2 separate regions of the Homo sapiens genome follow, and region 1 is linked to region 2. Evidence: chromatin loops called from intact Hi-C (ENCODE). Cell type or tissue: heart left ventricle. All regions are shown on one strand.

Region 1 (8,000 bases), 250 kb after region 2:
AGAGACAAAGTTTCACCATGTTGGCCAGGTTGGTCTTGAACTCCTGACCTCATGTGATCCACCTGCCTCAGCCTCCCAAAGTGCTGGGATTACAGGCATGAGCCACACCGTGCCCAGCCCACACGTATTTTTTTTTAACCAGATTAAACCTTTCAAATAAGTTGTACCTACTTATAAGTTTTGAATGTTTTGTCAGATTCAGATACTGCAAAAAAAAAAAAAATCATTGGCTTTCTCAATTTCATCTCATTTCATACAGAACATGAATTTATCCAATTAAAAAGATTCTTCCCACAAGCTGAAATGTTCCAGAGCTCATTTTAGAATTTCAAAATTAACTCTTGTACAGCATTTGATTTTGATCATTTTCTGATACATTTTATAATTTTTCTGCATACCAGCTTTGTTTTCAATATTTATAATTCACTAAAAGCTTTGAAAGTTGACGTTTTGCTGCTCTATTCATTGAATAACTTGACTAAATATTTCCAACTGATTTGGAACAAAATTCAACGAAAATTTATAGATCTGTTTTAATACACTGTTTAATAACATTTTAGGATGCTGAGACTCAATGTCCACTAAAATTGATTGATAATGGGAAAATAAAAGAGAAAACACATGTGAAAGTCCAGTTTTTTAAAAAAATTCATGAACAACTTTATCACAAGTTTGTAGTTCAGTAAATCTGTGCATATGTTTTAACATTTTGTAAATTTTGTCACGTACGTCTATAAATGTCAATTTATAGAATATTGACATTTATTTATATGCAATAACAAATTGTGTGTGCACCATGACCTGTTCCAATCACATTTCTGTTTCATTAGTGTCTTAATTTAGTAGGAATATTATTGTTACCATGACGCTGGACTCCACCACAATTTGTGTTTTATCCTCACAAAAATGCAATGACTTTATTTCCAATGTGGAAAATTTAAACAACTTAAATAGCATTCACAAAAAGTCAGTTGTTTCACTTTGCCAGAATGAATGTCCCAAAGCCCTGCTTGGCTTCCATGAGCTGAATGAAAGAATGAATTGTGATTGGAATTAACAGGTTTTTCTGTCTGAAGAGTCCGAGGATACTGGTGTTGAGCTGGCACCATTTTGCTTTCTGTGATGTTCTTCTTATGGAGCCAACACACAGTCAGCCATCACTTCCACTGTTGCACGTGCACAAGAAAAGCTGGAATTAAATGTGAGCTGAGTTAACTTAAAGAACAGTCATTTGATCTAAGGGAAAAGTCATGCCTCTCAGAATGATCTTATATCAGCATCTTTTGCAGCTACATGGATGAGAACCGTGTCTTAGGGTGCAATTTTTTTTTTTTTTTTTGAGACAGAGTCTCACTCTGTCACCCAGGCTGGAGTGTACTGGTGCGATCTCAGCTCACTGCAACCTCTGCCTCCTAGGTTCAAGCAATTCTCTGCCTCAGCCTCCCAAGTAGCTGGAATTACAGGCACCTGCCATCACACCCAGCTAGTTTTTGTATTTTTAGTACATACAGGGTTTCACCATCTTGGCCAGGCTGGTCTTGAACTCCTGACCTCATGATCCACCTGCCTCGGCCTCCCAAAGTGCTGGGATTACAGGCTTGAGCCACCACGCCCAGCCTGGTGCAATGTTCTTAAAATTACTAATTTCTAAAGTAGCAGCTCTGTGTCTTAGGTTTTCTTGCAATCAGTGAAATTGCTACAGACCCCATAGTGATGCAAATGTCAACAAACGTTCTATGCAAGCTATCTGCTCATCAACAACTTCCTTGAGCAACAGAAGTGCAGTACTTAAATTTCCATTAAATATTTGTTTTTTAGCTCATTACTCCAAAAGGGTTTATTTCAAATTCTTTAAGTATTGCCAAATGATAAAATACACATAGTTTTGGATTTATGCCCTGCAAAAAATGACCAAACTATTGTAACAAGAGCCTCCAGCCTCCTCCATATTATGCTCTGGGTGGGGACTGCTCAGCTTCCATGTGCCATGGACATTTCACAACCACCAAATCATAATTTCCCATGTCTCCTGTTGATCTGTCAACCGGCAGCTGTGCAACTTCTGCTCTTTTATCTACTCTCTCCCTTGGTGATTTCATCCAGCCTTGTGGCTTTAAATGCCATTCCTATAGTTACAACTCCCAGTTAGGTCTCATCATCCCAGATCTTGTCCCTGAATACCACACTTGTCTACCTAATTGCCTGCTGGATGTCCCCATGTGATGTCCAATTTATATCTCAACCTTAACAATTCCAAAGTTGAACTCCTGTTCTTCCCCACCCCCCACAAAAAAAACTGCTTCATCTTCATTCTGTCACCTTCATTTCAGCTGATGACAACTTCATACTTCCCAGTGTTCAGTCCAAAAACCTTGGCATTGTCCGATTTCTCCTTTCTCCCACCCAGATCCAACTGAAAATCACGGTGTTACTACCTCCAAAACACCTCTAGAGTTTGATCACTTGATCACTTCTCACCACCTGCCCTGCTACTCTCCCCAGCTGTCACCCGCCAGCATGTTTATTTAGTGTGTGTATTGTTTATCAACTTCTTCCTCCTGCTAGGCTTATACGCACACTGAGAGCAGGGATTTTTGCCTGCTGTATTCACTGCTTTGTCCTAAATACCTAGAACAGTGCCTGGCACATAGTACATTCTCAGTAAATACTTGTTCAGCAAATAAATAACTGGAGGAACCAGTGAATTATACCCCGGTGTGAATAACTCCATGTGAGTGACATGACAGAATGTCAGAGCTAGAAGGGCCTCTTGAGGACATCATGTCTTCCTTAGATGAGGAAAGTCAGGCTCAGAGACATGAACTGACTCTCCTGAGGTTACACAGCCAAATATGCTCTTCCAAGGTTAATTCTCTGCTACACAATAGCTTTTGTTGGTATCTGTGAGGCTTTGCGGGGTTGAAGGAATCTCAGGTGTCACCCATTAATAACAATCATGACAGTGACAACTAATGTTTGCCACGTGCTTACAATAAGTCAGGAACCCTGCCAAGCACCGGGCGTATATTAACCTATCCAAGCTGGGGAAGAATGTTTAGGCTCTGAAGATTGTCTGGAGCCGCATAAATCCCGCAGTGTAGGCAGCTGCTCATTCTGCAGATAGTATTCTGTGGATCCCTGAGTTGGCTGTGGCCGGTTTTGCCAGCAGGAGGCCACGAAGCCATGAGCACAGGATGGGATCTACCCCTTGTGGGATCGCAGAGGGCTGGGAGATGCAGTCCTCCCTATGGAAAGAGACAGAGCTTTCTATCCCTCTCCCGGTGAAACTCAGCATGGGAGCATGGGAGGCAGGTCAGCTGCGTGGCTATGAACATGAGCTATGGGGTGCATGCAGACCAAGGTTCATAGTGTACACTGTACCCACCAGCTGTAGCTCCTCCAGCAAGCGTGGGAGGCCAGTCAGCTGCATGGCTGTGAGCACGGCCTCTGGGGTCCATGCAGACCAAGGTTCCTGGCGTAGCACTGTAACCACCACCTAGGTCTTCTCCGACAAGCTGGTTAACTTCTCTGAGCCTGGCTTTGTCATTCATCGCGTGGGGACAGGTGCAGCAGAAGAGAGCAGACAGAAGCACAGGATCTCAATCAGGCTCTTGAATCAGACTGCCTGGGTTTGAATCCAGGCCCTACTGACCAGCTGTGTGACCTCAGACAGGCGACTCCGGGTCTCAGCACTCAATTTTCTAATTGGCCAACTGGAGATGACAATGGCCCCTACCTTGAATGGCTGCCAGGAAGATTAAATGAGAAAATACTTAAATGTGAAACACTTAGAATGGCGCCTGGAACACAGACCATTAATACCATCTAACAGATGTTAGTTGTTATCCTTATTTATTACTCATGCTTTCCTTTCTCTTTTTTCTTTTCTCTCTCTCTCTCTCCTTTTTTTTTTTTTTTTTTTTGTTGTTGTTGTTGTTGTTGAGACAGGGTCTCAGTCCGTCGGCCCAGACTGAAGTGCAGTGGCACAATCATAGCTCGCTGCAGCCTCGACCTTCCAGGCTTAAACGATTCTCCCACCTCAGCCTCTCGAGTTGCTGGGACCACAGGTATGCACCACCATGCCCAGCTAATTTTTGTATTTTTTGTAAAGACAGGATTTCACCATGTTGCCCAGGCTGGTCTTGAACTCCTGGGTTCATCTGATCCATCTGCCTTGGCCTCCCAAAGTACTGAGATTACAGGTGTGAACCACCACACCCGGCCAATACTCATGTTTTTCAAGCCTGTAAGAGGAACCTCCTAGCACTGTCCCCACCCCGGCCACCACACTGGTCCCAGCCCCAACAGGTCAGCTTCCTTTGCTGTTCCCGGGCTTCCCTCAGCTCTATCTCAAGCCATGACCTCTGCCTCCATGTCTGCAGCCCCATGAGGCTGGGGCTGCTCTGTCCTGCATATCTCCAGTGCCTGGCAAGGGGCTGGCAAGAGGTAGAGGCTCATTAAATGCCTGTTAAAACCCTAATAGTAATAATAATAATGGTACAGTTGTTACTAAGACTAATCACTACCTTCCAAAGTCTTTCCTCTATGCAAGGCACGGAGCTAAGCACCCTGTAGATCCTGACAACAGCCCTCCCGTGATCCCACAAGAGAGACACGATTCTCTCCAATGTTTAAAAAGGAAAGTAAAAGTCAATGGTTCTAAGTAGCTCACACTGAGTGATTGTACCGGGATTTGGACTCAGGCACCATCCCTTAAACCAGAGGTCAGCAAACTTTTCCCCCTCAGGAACAGATGGTAAATATCTTCAGCTTTGCAAGCCAGACAGTCTCTGTTACAAGCGCTCGACTCCCCCTTGTAGCATGAACACAGCTGTAGATAATACGTCCAGGAATGGGTGTGGCTCTGTGCCAATAAAACTTTATTGTCCAAAAACAGGTGACAGGTTGGTTTGGCTCATAGGCTGTAGTCTGCCACTTCCTGTTTTATTCTACCTTCTGTTCATTTCAGGTCACTGTGCATGGCATCATCCTGGCCCCCTCTAGAGCTCCAATCCTCCAACCAGAGCCAGCTCTTCCCTCAAAATGCTACGGCCTGTGACAATGCTCCAGAAGCCTGGGACCTGCTGCACAGAGTGCTGCCAACATTTATCATCTCCATCTGTTTCTTCGGCCTCCTAGGGAACCTTTTTGTCCTGTTGGTCTTCCTCCTGCCCCGGCGGCAACTGAACGTGGCAGAAATCTACCTGGCCAACCTGGCAGCCTCTGATCTGGTGTTTGTCTTGGGCTTGCCCTTCTGGGCAGAGAATATCTGGAACCAGTTTAACTGGCCTTTCGGAGCCCTCCTCTGCCGTGTCATCAACGGGGTCATCAAGGCCAATTTGTTCATCAGCATCTTCCTGGTGGTGGCCATCAGCCAGGACCGCTACCGCGTGCTGGTGCACCCTATGGCCAGCCGGAGGCAGCAGCGGCGGAGGCAGGCCCGGGTCACCTGCGTGCTCATCTGGGTTGTGGGGGGCCTCTTGAGCATCCCCACATTCCTGCTGCGATCCATCCAAGCCGTCCCAGATCTGAACATCACCGCCTGCATCCTGCTCCTCCCCCATGAGGCCTGGCACTTTGCAAGGATTGTGGAGTTAAATATTCTGGGTTTCCTCCTACCACTGGCTGCGATCGTCTTCTTCAACTACCACATCCTGGCCTCCCTGCGAACGCGGGAGGAGGTCAGCAGGACAAGGTGCGGGGGCCGCAAGGATAGCAAGACCACAGCGCTGATCCTCACGCTCGTGGTTGCCTTCCTGGTCTGCTGGGCCCCTTACCACTTCTTTGCCTTCCTGGAATTCTTATTCCAGGTGCAAGCAGTCCGAGGCTGCTTTTGGGAGGACTTCATTGACCTGGGCCTGCAATTGGCCAACTTCTTTGCCTTCACTAACAGCTCCCTGAATCCAGTAATTTATGTCTTTGTGGGCCGGCTCTTCAGGACCAAGGTCTGGGAACTTTATAAACAATGCACCCCTAAAAGTCTTGCTCCAATATCTTCATCCCATAGGAAAGAAATCTTCCAACTTTTCTGGCGGAATTAAAACAGCATTGAACCAAGAAGCTTGGCTTTCTTATCAATTCTTTGTGACATAATAAATGCTATTGTGATAGGCTAAATGATTACTCCCGTAGATTGGGGGGTACCTAATCCCTGGACTTGATGAATGTTACCAAATTAAGGGTCTTGAGATGGGGAGATGATCCTGAATTATCCAAGTGGGCCCTATATAATCACAAGGGTCCTTATAGGAGGGAGGCAGGAGGCTCAGAGTCAGGAGATGTGACTATGGAAGCAGAGGCCAGAGGAATTCAGGACGGCCACTACGAGCCAAGGATTGCAGGCACCCTCTAGAGGCTGTAAAGGGCAAGGAAATGGCTTCTCCCCTGGAGCCTCCAGAAGGAATGGGTCCTGCCAACTCCCTGTCTTCAGCCCAGGGAAACAGATTTAGGATTTCTGGCCTCCAGAACTGTTAGAGGATACATTTGTGTTTTGTTTTGCTTTGTTTGCTTTGCTTTGCTTTGCTTTTTTGAGATGGGGTCTCGCTCTGTCACCCAGGCTGGAGTGCACTGGCACAATCACGGCTCACTGCAGCCTCAACTTCCCAGACTCAAGGGATCCTCCCACCTCAGCCTCCTGTAGCTGAGACTACAGGTGTGCACCACCATGCCTGGCTAACTTTTCTATTTTTTGTAGAGATGGTGTCTTCCTGCATTGCCTAGGCTGGTCTCAAACTCAAGGGCTCAAGTGATCCTCCACTTTGGTCTCCCATAGTGCTAGGATTATAGGCGTGGCCACTGCGCCTGGCCCCATTTGTATTTTAAGCCACCGAGTTTCTGGTAATTTGTCATAGCAGCAGCAGGAAACAAATAACAAGTATCGGGTAATGGCCTCTCTTATTACACTTCCATTTGTCTATTCAAAGCTTTCTAGGCTAACTGCCAGGAATACAGGGATGGTATAGCTAGAAGTTCTATATTCAAGGAACTTACATACATCTAAATATTATAATATAAAAAATGAAATGAGAAATTGCATGAACACACCACGGATCCAGCATCTTGCGCCTTCAGCGAGAAAGGGGATGGGTTCCCTCTCAGGTTAGCAGAGAAGACGCTGTGAAGGGAGTCAGCCGTGAGCCTGGTTTCCACAAAGGGTGCAATCTGGATACGTGGAGACAGGGAGGAAGGGCTGGCAGAGGCGGGAAAGGGTGAGCTGCTCACAAAAGAATGCTTGTGCATGCTCTTATTGAACGTGTAATGCATTGGTGCGGGTCTTGCTATGAGAGACCCAACGGTGAGCCTAACGGTGTCTCTACCCTCCAGGGGCTCACAGCAACCAGGACAATAATTAAGGGATTGTCATAGAGCAGGATGCCCGCCACCATCAGGGTGAGGGGTGCCGTGAGAACCAGAGCAGGGCTCCAGTCTGGGTGGCTGGGAGGGATGGTTAGAGAGGGGTTCCTGGAGGAAGAGACACATAAACTGAATCCCAAAAAATGAGAAGCTGGCCAAGCAAAATGGGGGAAAGGAGTGTTCCAGACAGAAGGAACAAAGTAGGCCCAGAGGCAGGTGGGGTTACAGGTTAGGAGGGAGAGGTTGAAGGATGGCAGAGGAGGAGGCGGGTCATGGAGAGAATTGGGGCTGGAGGAGAATGGACAGGCTGGGTCCACCATGGTCAGCTGGCAAAGACAGTTCACCCAGGAAGGATGGTGGGCTCCAGGCAGCTTTGAGGGCCCCATTGAAGCTGGAAAGCGTGGCTGTGTTGTGTGAATTTACTCTGATAATGCTCGACAGACCCAGGAAAGGATTGCTCTGGAGTAGGGTTTAGCCAGATAGACGGCCATACGTCATGGGAGTTGGGGATCCTGGTCAGACTCGGGGGAATGATGGAGAGGGAAGAAACGAGCACAGGGAGAGAAGGAAGTGAAGTGAGATCAGTGTGTTAAAGGATGGATATAGTGAGAGAACCTGGGTGACAGCAAGAAACAGAAGAAGAGCCA
Region 2 (8,000 bases):
ACAAAAAATACAAAAATTAGCTGGGTGTAATTGTGTTCACCTGTAGTACCAGCTACTCAGGAGGCTGAGGTGGAAGGATCACCTGAGCCTGGGAAGTCGAGGCTGCAGTGAGCCATGATCATACCACTGCTCTCCAGCCTGGGTGAGAGAATGAGATCCTGTCTCAAAAAATAAAAATAAAAATAAATTTAAAAATCCTGGCAGGACTTTTTTGTAGAAATTGGCAAAGTAATTCTAAAATTTTTATGGAAATTTTAAAAAATAACTAGAATGGCAAAACAAATTGTAAGAAAAGTAGCAAAATTGGAAGACTCACACTACCAGATTTTCAGGCTTACTATAAAGCTGGCAGTCAAGAGAATCTGCTATTAGAAAAGGATTAACATCTAGATTAGTGGAACAGACTAGAATAGACCAATACACATGTGGTCATTTGGTTTTTGACAAAGTCCCAAAGGCAACTTAATGGAGAAATGATAGTTTTTCTCAACAAATTGTTCTTGGACAATTGAATATCCCTAGGCAAATAAATGGATATGCCTCAAGGCATGCATTACCCACTATAGAAATATTAACTCAAAATAGATCTCAGGCCTAAATGTAAAGCCTAAAACCACAATACTTTTGGGAAAAAAAAATAGGAGAAAATCTTTATAGCCTTAATTAGGTAAAGCTTTCTTAAATACAACACCAAAAACATGACCCATAAAAGAAAATATGATAAATAGGGCCTAATCAAAATTAAGAACTTCTGCCCTTTGAAAGACACTTTAAAAAATGGAAAGACCAGCCACAGACTGGGAGGAAATGTTTGACATTACATGTCAGGTAAAAGACTTGTTTCTAATGTATAAAGAACTTTTAAAACTCAATAAACAAACAACTTTTAAAATAGACAAGATATTTAAATGGGAACTTTTATCAAAGAAGATATACAGATAACAAATAAGTATATGAAAAGATGCTCAATGTCCTTAGTCATGAGGAAAATAGAATTTTGGACCAAAATGAGATAAAGCTACATACCAATTAACATAACTTTATAAAAAGCAAACCTGATGACAGGAAGCTTAGGTAAGGATGAGGTGCAACTGGAACTCTCATACCTTGCTGTTGGGAATGCAAATGGTACAGACACTTATACTTTGGCATTTTCTCACTGTATGAGGCCATTCTTGCATTGCTATAAAGAAATACCTGAGACTGGGTAATTTATAAAGATAAGAGGTTTAATTGGTTCACGGTTCTGCAGGCTTTACAGAAAGCATAGTGCTGGCATCTGCTCAGCTTCTAGGGAGGCTTCCGGAAACTTACAATCATGGCAGAAGGCAAAGGGTAATCAGGCATGTCACATGGTGAAAGAAACAGCAAGAAAGAGAGAATGGAGAGGGGGAGGTGCCACACACTTTTAAACGACCAGATCTCATGTGAACTCAGAGCAAGAGCTCACTTATCATCAAAGGGATGGCTGAAGCCATTCATGAAGGATCTGCCCCCATTATCCAAATATTTCCCACAAGGCCCCACCTCCAACATTGGGGATTACATTTCAATATGAGATTTCAGTGAGGATGGATACTCAAACTATCATTCTATCCCTGGCCCATAAAATCTCATGTCCTTCTCACATTGAACAACACAATTATACCTTCCCAATAATCCCCCAAAGTCCTAACTCATTCTGGCGTAAACTCAAAAGTCCAAAGTCTCATCTGAGACAAGGCAAGTCCCTTCCACCTATGAGCCTGTAAAATCAAAACAAGTTATTTCCTCCCAAGATATAATGGGGGTATAGGCATTTGGTAAACATTCTCATTCCAAAAGGGAGAAATCAGCCAAAGAAAGGGGCTACAGGCCCCACGCAAGTTCAAAACCCAACAGGGCAGTCATTAAATCTTAAAGCTCCAGAATAATCTCCTTTGACTCCATATCCTGCATCCAGGCACACTGGAGCAAGGAGTGGGCTCTTAGGAAGCTCTGTACCTGCTGCTTTTCCATGCTGAGATTGCAAGTTACTGGTGGTTCTACCATTTCCACTTCTGGAGAGCTGCGGCACCCTTCCCACAGCTCCACTGGGTGGTACCCCATTGGGGACTCTGTGTGGGGACTCCAACCCCACATTTCCCCTTGGCAATGCCCTAGCAGAGGTCTCTCTGGGGGCTCCACCCCTGCAGCAGACTTCTGCCTGGGTATGCAGGCTTTCTCATACAGCCTCTGAAATCTAGGCAGAAGCTGCCAAGTATTCTTCACTCTTGCACTCTGCACACCTGAAGGCTAAACACGACATAGAGGATGCCAAGGCAGCAGGCTGAGCTGTATCTGGGTCCCTTTGAGCCAAGGCTGGAGCTGGAGCAGTCCAGATGTGGGGAGGAGTGTCACAAGACTGCACAGGGCATAGAGGCCCTGGGCCTGGCCCTTAAAACCATTTAGTCCTTCTAGGCCTCAAGGCCTGTGATGGGAGGGGCTGCCTCTTAGATCTCTAAAATGTCTTTGAGGCCTTTTCCTCATTGTCTTGGATATTAGCACTTGGCTCCCTTTCAATTATGCAAATATCTCTAACACATGATTGATCCACAGTCTGTTTGAATTCCTCTACTGAAAAAGCTTTTTCTTTCTTTGCCACATGGCTAGGCTGAAAATTTTCCAAACTTTTATCCTCTGCTTCCTGTTTCCAACTGTTCCAAAATTCCAACTTTTAAGTCATTTCTTTCTTTGCACATCTGAACATAGGCTGTTAGAAGCAGCCAGGCTATATCTTGAGCACTGCTGTTTAGAAATCTCCTCCACCAGCTCCTCTAGGTTGTCACTCTTTAGTTCTAACTTTCAACAGATCCCTAAGGCATGAACAAAATGCAGCCAAGCTCTTTGCATAACACACATGACCTTTGCTCCAGTTCCCAATAAGTTCCTCATTTCCACCTCAGCTGCTGGACTTCACTGTCCATATCACTGTCAGCATTTTGGTCACAATCACTGAACCAGCTTCTGAGAAATTCCAAATGTTTCCTCATCTTCCTTTCTTTTCCTGAGCCCTCCAAACACTTCCAACCTCTGCCTGTTAACCAGTTCCAAAGCTGCTTCCACATTTTCAGATATTTTTATATCAATGCCCCACTCCTTGGCACCAATTTCCCGTGTTAGGCCATTCTTGCATTGCTATAAAGAAATACCTGAGCCTAGATAATTTATAAAGAAAAGAGATTTACTTGGCTCATGGTTCTACATATTTTACAAGAAGAATGGTGCTGGCATCTCCTCAGCTTCCAGGGAGGCCTCAGGAAGCTTACAATCATGACAGAAGGCAAACGGGAAGGAGGCATATCACACGGTGAAAACCAGAGCAAAGGAGAGAGAAAGAGTGGGCAGCAGGAGGTGCCACATACTTTAAAATGACCAGATCTCGTGTAAACTCAGAGTGAGAGCTCACTTATCACCAAGATGTTGGCCCAAGCCATTCATGAGGGACCTGCCCCCATGATTCAAACACCTACCACCAGGCCCCACCTCCAACATTAAAGATCACAATTCAGCATGAGATTTGAGCTGGGACAAATATGCAAACTATATCACTCACAAAGTTAAATACATACTTAACATATGGCATAACAATCCCACTCCAAGGTATTAATCCAAGTGAAATTAAAACTATATTCACATAAAAGCTGTGTATGAATGATACCACCACAAGGAATGGTGCAGTAAGGACTTTATGTGATAAATTTCCACCCCATTTTTAATAACAAAGCAAATAGACAAAAGACAAAGAAATACAAGACTTGAACAATACTGTAAAGCAGCTATGTCTGTCACTGAGGAAGACAAGCATCTATAGAACATTCCACTCAGCACTAAAAAAATGAAGTCTTCTTAAATGTATGTGGAACATTCTCCAGGATAAACCACAAGTTAGGCCATAAAATAATTCTCAATAAATTAAAAAGGGCTGGCTGAAATCATACTAAGTATTTCTGAGGGAAGAGAGAGACCCTCTCATATTGTTTTATATTGTTTTATACTCAGTACCTGTTTTAAGAAAAAACAAGGAAGTGAAACCAAAGACAGGCAGCCTGGTGCCAGGCCCAAAACCAGGCCTGGGCTTGCCTGGCCTAAACCTAGTAGTTAAAAATCAACTCATGACTTAGCAACCAATGTTATCCATAGATTCCAGACATTGTATAGAAGAACACTGTGAAACTCCCTGCCCTGTTCTATTTCTCTCTGACCACCAGTGCATGCAGCCCCTGCCACGTACCCCTTGCTTGCTCAAATCAATCATGACCCTTTCATGTGAAATCTTTAGTGTTGTGAGCCCTTAAAAGGGACAGAAATTGTGCACACGGGGAGCTCAGATTTTAAGGCAGTAGCTTGCCGATGCTCCCAGCTGAATAAAGCCCTTCCTTCTACAACTCGGTGTCTGAGAGGTTTTGTCTGCAGCTCGTCCTGCTACGTTTCCTCTGACCATGATGGAATAAAATTAAAAATCAACAACAGAAAGAAATTTGGCAAATTCACAAATATGTGGAAATTAAACAAAACACTCCTAAGTAATTAATAGATCAAAGAAGAAATTATAGGAGAAATTAGAAAATATTTTGAGATGAATGACAATGAAAACACATCATACCAAAATTTATGAAATGCAGATAAAACAGTGGAAAGAGGAAACTTTATAGCTGTAAATGCGTATATTAAAAAAGGAGATCCCCAAATCAATAAACTAGCCTCCACCCTAAGTCATAGCAATCCCAAAGCCAGACCCAAAGCCAGCAGAAAGAAATAATAAATATTGGAGTAGAAGTTAATGAAATCGAGAATTTTTAAAACAGAGAGAGTCAGTGAAACCAGAAGTTTGTTCTTTGAAAAGATTAACAATATTGACAAAATCTTTGGCTAAACTGATGGAAAAAAAAGAGAAGACTCAAATTACTAAATAAAATCAGAAATGAAAAGAGGAGACATTATTGCTGACTTCTGAAAAATAAAAAGGATTTTAAAGGAATACTGTGAACAATTGTATGCCAACAAATTAGATAATCTAGATGAAATGGAAATAGATTTAAGTCCCTAGATCTGGCAATGTGTCCCTAGATTAGGCAATGTTCTCTTAGATATAATCTCCAAAGCACAAGCAACAAAAGAAACAATACGTAAATTGGGCTACATCCAAATTAAGAACACTTGTGCTACAAATGATACCATCAAGAAAGTGAAAATACAGCTCACAAAATCTACAAAAGGGGAGAATATATTTGCAAATCATAAATATGATAAGGGACTTGTGTCTAGAATGCATAAAGAACTCTTAGTATTCAACAATAAAATGACAAATTCCGCAATTTAAAAATTGGCAAAAATTTGAATACACATTTCTCCAATTAAGATATGCAAATGGCCAATGAGCACATAAAAATGCTTAACATAATTTAACCATTACTGAAATTCAAATAGTGAGACAACATTTCACATCCACTAGGATTGCTAGTGTGAAAGTTAATTATTCAAATTGGGTCATTCTTGTCATACCCAAATAAATCAGTCAAGGGGGCTACGGGGAAAAAGCCCTGGGAGCTCGTAGCACCTGCTCCAAGAATTAAATCTTCCACAGGCCCAGGTGCCTAAATGGCCTGCTGTAACTCCAAGAACAGCTTTACCTAGCAGCTGCTGAAACAACCTGCTGGGACCCTAACACTGGTTTTACTTACCACCATCACTCACTAATCAGAGCTAGCAAGAAGCTTGCTATCTCCCAAAAGCTTCTCTAGTGCAAATGAACTTCTTTCAAAACAATACAGAATATGTCTCTTTCTAATAAAATTTCCAACATTCTCTTTGGGACATGCTGAGGACCACTTGGTCTGTGTGTGTGCCCTGAATCGCAATTCTTGCTTTCCAAATAAAACATTTTAAATGTAAAGATTCATCTCTATTGTTCATTTTACTTAGACACTATAATCAACAAAACAGACAATAACAAGTATTGAATAACTCAGATGTGCAGAAATTGGAACCCTCATACATTGCTGGTGGAAATATAAATCGGTACAGCCACACTAGAAAAAAAAATGGGCAGTTCCAACAAGTTAAATATGGAATTATCCTGAGAGCTATCAATTCCACTCAAAGTGAATTGAAAACGTGTTCATACAAAATTGTACATGAGTGTTCACAGCAGAATTATTCATAATAGCTATAAGTAAACAACCTAAATATCCGTCAACTAATGAATGAATAAACAAAATGTGGTGTGCCTATACAATGTAATATTCCCGCTATAAAAAGAAACAAAGTAGTGATACATCTCCAACAGTGATGAAACTTGAGACAAGCTAAGTGACAAAAGCCAGACACAAGATGCCATATATTTTGTGAGTGCATTTATATACTGAAAGGGGAAAATCAATAGTGACAGAAAATAGATTAGTGGTTGCCATAGGCTGGCAGCAGAAGCAAATTGGGAGTAAGTGCTAATGGATATGGGGTTCTTACTGGTGTGAAAAAAGTGTTCTGGGATTAGACAATGATAATGGTTGCACAATTCTCTGAATACAGAAAAAATTACTGAACTGTACACTTTAAAATGATGTATTTAAAGGCACGTGAGTTATAGCTCAATTTTTTAAAACTATGTGTGAGTGCTTATAGTGGGTTCATTTTTTTATAAGCCAAGTAAGGAAGAGGAGGGGCAAGGGAAGAAAAGAGCAGGAGAACAACTTCAAGTTCCTTAAATGGGGAATGGATAAACAAACTTACACATTCATACAATGGAATACCCTTCAGCAATATAAAAAAGAATGAACTACTGAAACACAATGACATCGGTGTATATCAAACTCATTACACGAAGTGAAATAGCCAGACTCAAAAGACTACATACTGTATAATTTCATTCTATGACACTCTCGGAAAGACAAAATTATGGGGATAGATTACAGATCAGTGGTTGCTTGTAGCTGGGATGGTTGTAGTGGCTGACTACAAAGGAACATGGGGTACACTCTGGGGGTGGGTGATGGAACTCTTCTATTCATAGTTTTGGTGATGATTACACAACCGCCTACATTTGCCAAAACTCACAACATTGTACACTAAAAAGGATAAATTTTGCTTTCTGTGCATTATATCTTAATTTTAAGATGGGTTGTTTTTTCCTTAATGCCTTAGAATCCTTATATGTTAGTACAGGGAGTAATTTGAGTACTGCATAGTTTCACACTATAAATATATTCTAATCTGTTTATCTAGTCCTTAATTGATGGTCACTGAGGTTGATTCTTTTGTTCATTTTCTTTCCTTTTCTTGCTGTTATAGCATTGCTTCAGTAAATATTCCTGTACTTGCTTTCCTATGCCATGTGTTTTTATTTCACTAAGACACACGTAAAATGAAATTCCTAGGTCGAGTTTTGCAGAATACGGACAACTCCTGGAGATTTTTCTGCCAAGTGGCAGCCTGGAGCCTTCCTGTACAGTGCAGTATGGGGCTGAATGCTGAGTACTAGTGCTCAGGTTTTCGTTTTGTAAGTTAGTTGCTTTTTGGTCTCAGAGACTTGTCTCCAGCATTATTTCTCTGTTTGGTGGATTGAACTGGCTGATATATACCCCTTCCGTGGCTCATTTATCTTGATTGCCAACAACCCTCCCTTTCAGGAGGTAGCCGATAGATGTGATTCTGAAGCTACGCAGGATTTCTTTGGCAGAAATATTAATATTTTTAAAGCAATGCTGGACAACCTTAGTTACCATAATCAATGGCCTGCTTTACTTTGCATGGATGATTGCTGCAGTGTGTGTGCATGTGTGTGTGTGAGTGTGTGTGTGTGTCTGTGTCTAATTGAAAATCCCCAGGAAAGAGAAGCAGTGGTTTCCCACAGTAATGTAAATACTGTATTTTAAAAATATATTGTTACCTATGGACTCTTGAAACTAGGAGGGATCCACTAGACTCAAAGGGAAGGAACCACAGATAAGATATTCACTGTGGAATTCTCAATGGCTAGCAGT

The links. Peaks named below come from ENCODE experiments on the same cell type or tissue, not always from the same donor. Only the 100,000 strongest peaks of a DNase experiment are listed, where the experiment ranks them.
Region 1: it touches region 2 in a loop (4-fold over the local background); 18 of 110 quality-filtered maps call a loop at or near these places.

What each region holds. Positions count from the first base shown.
Region 1 is chr14:96,258,704-96,266,703 of GRCh38, forward strand. BDKRB1 (bradykinin receptor B1) reads left to right here. Exons shown (of 3, transcript NM_000710.4): 2 at 3,949-4,067; 3 at 4,970-6,060. The coding sequence starts at 4,980. The coding sequence ends at 6,041. It overlaps BDKRB1-AS1 (BDKRB1 antisense RNA 1), which reads right to left. Exons shown (of 2, transcript XR_007064322.1): 2 at 528-1,189. Among named protein-coding and RNA genes, the nearest start is that of BDKRB1-AS1, 5.9 kb to the right of the region's middle. In heart left ventricle, no CTCF peak of the experiment used is centred here; a DNase peak (open chromatin) is centred at 3,392.
Region 2 is chr14:96,008,904-96,016,903 of GRCh38, forward strand. No RefSeq gene overlaps it. Among named protein-coding and RNA genes, the nearest start is that of C14orf132, 26 kb to the right of the region's middle. In heart left ventricle, no CTCF peak of the experiment used is centred here; no DNase peak of the experiment used is centred here; H3K27me3 peaks cover 457 bases.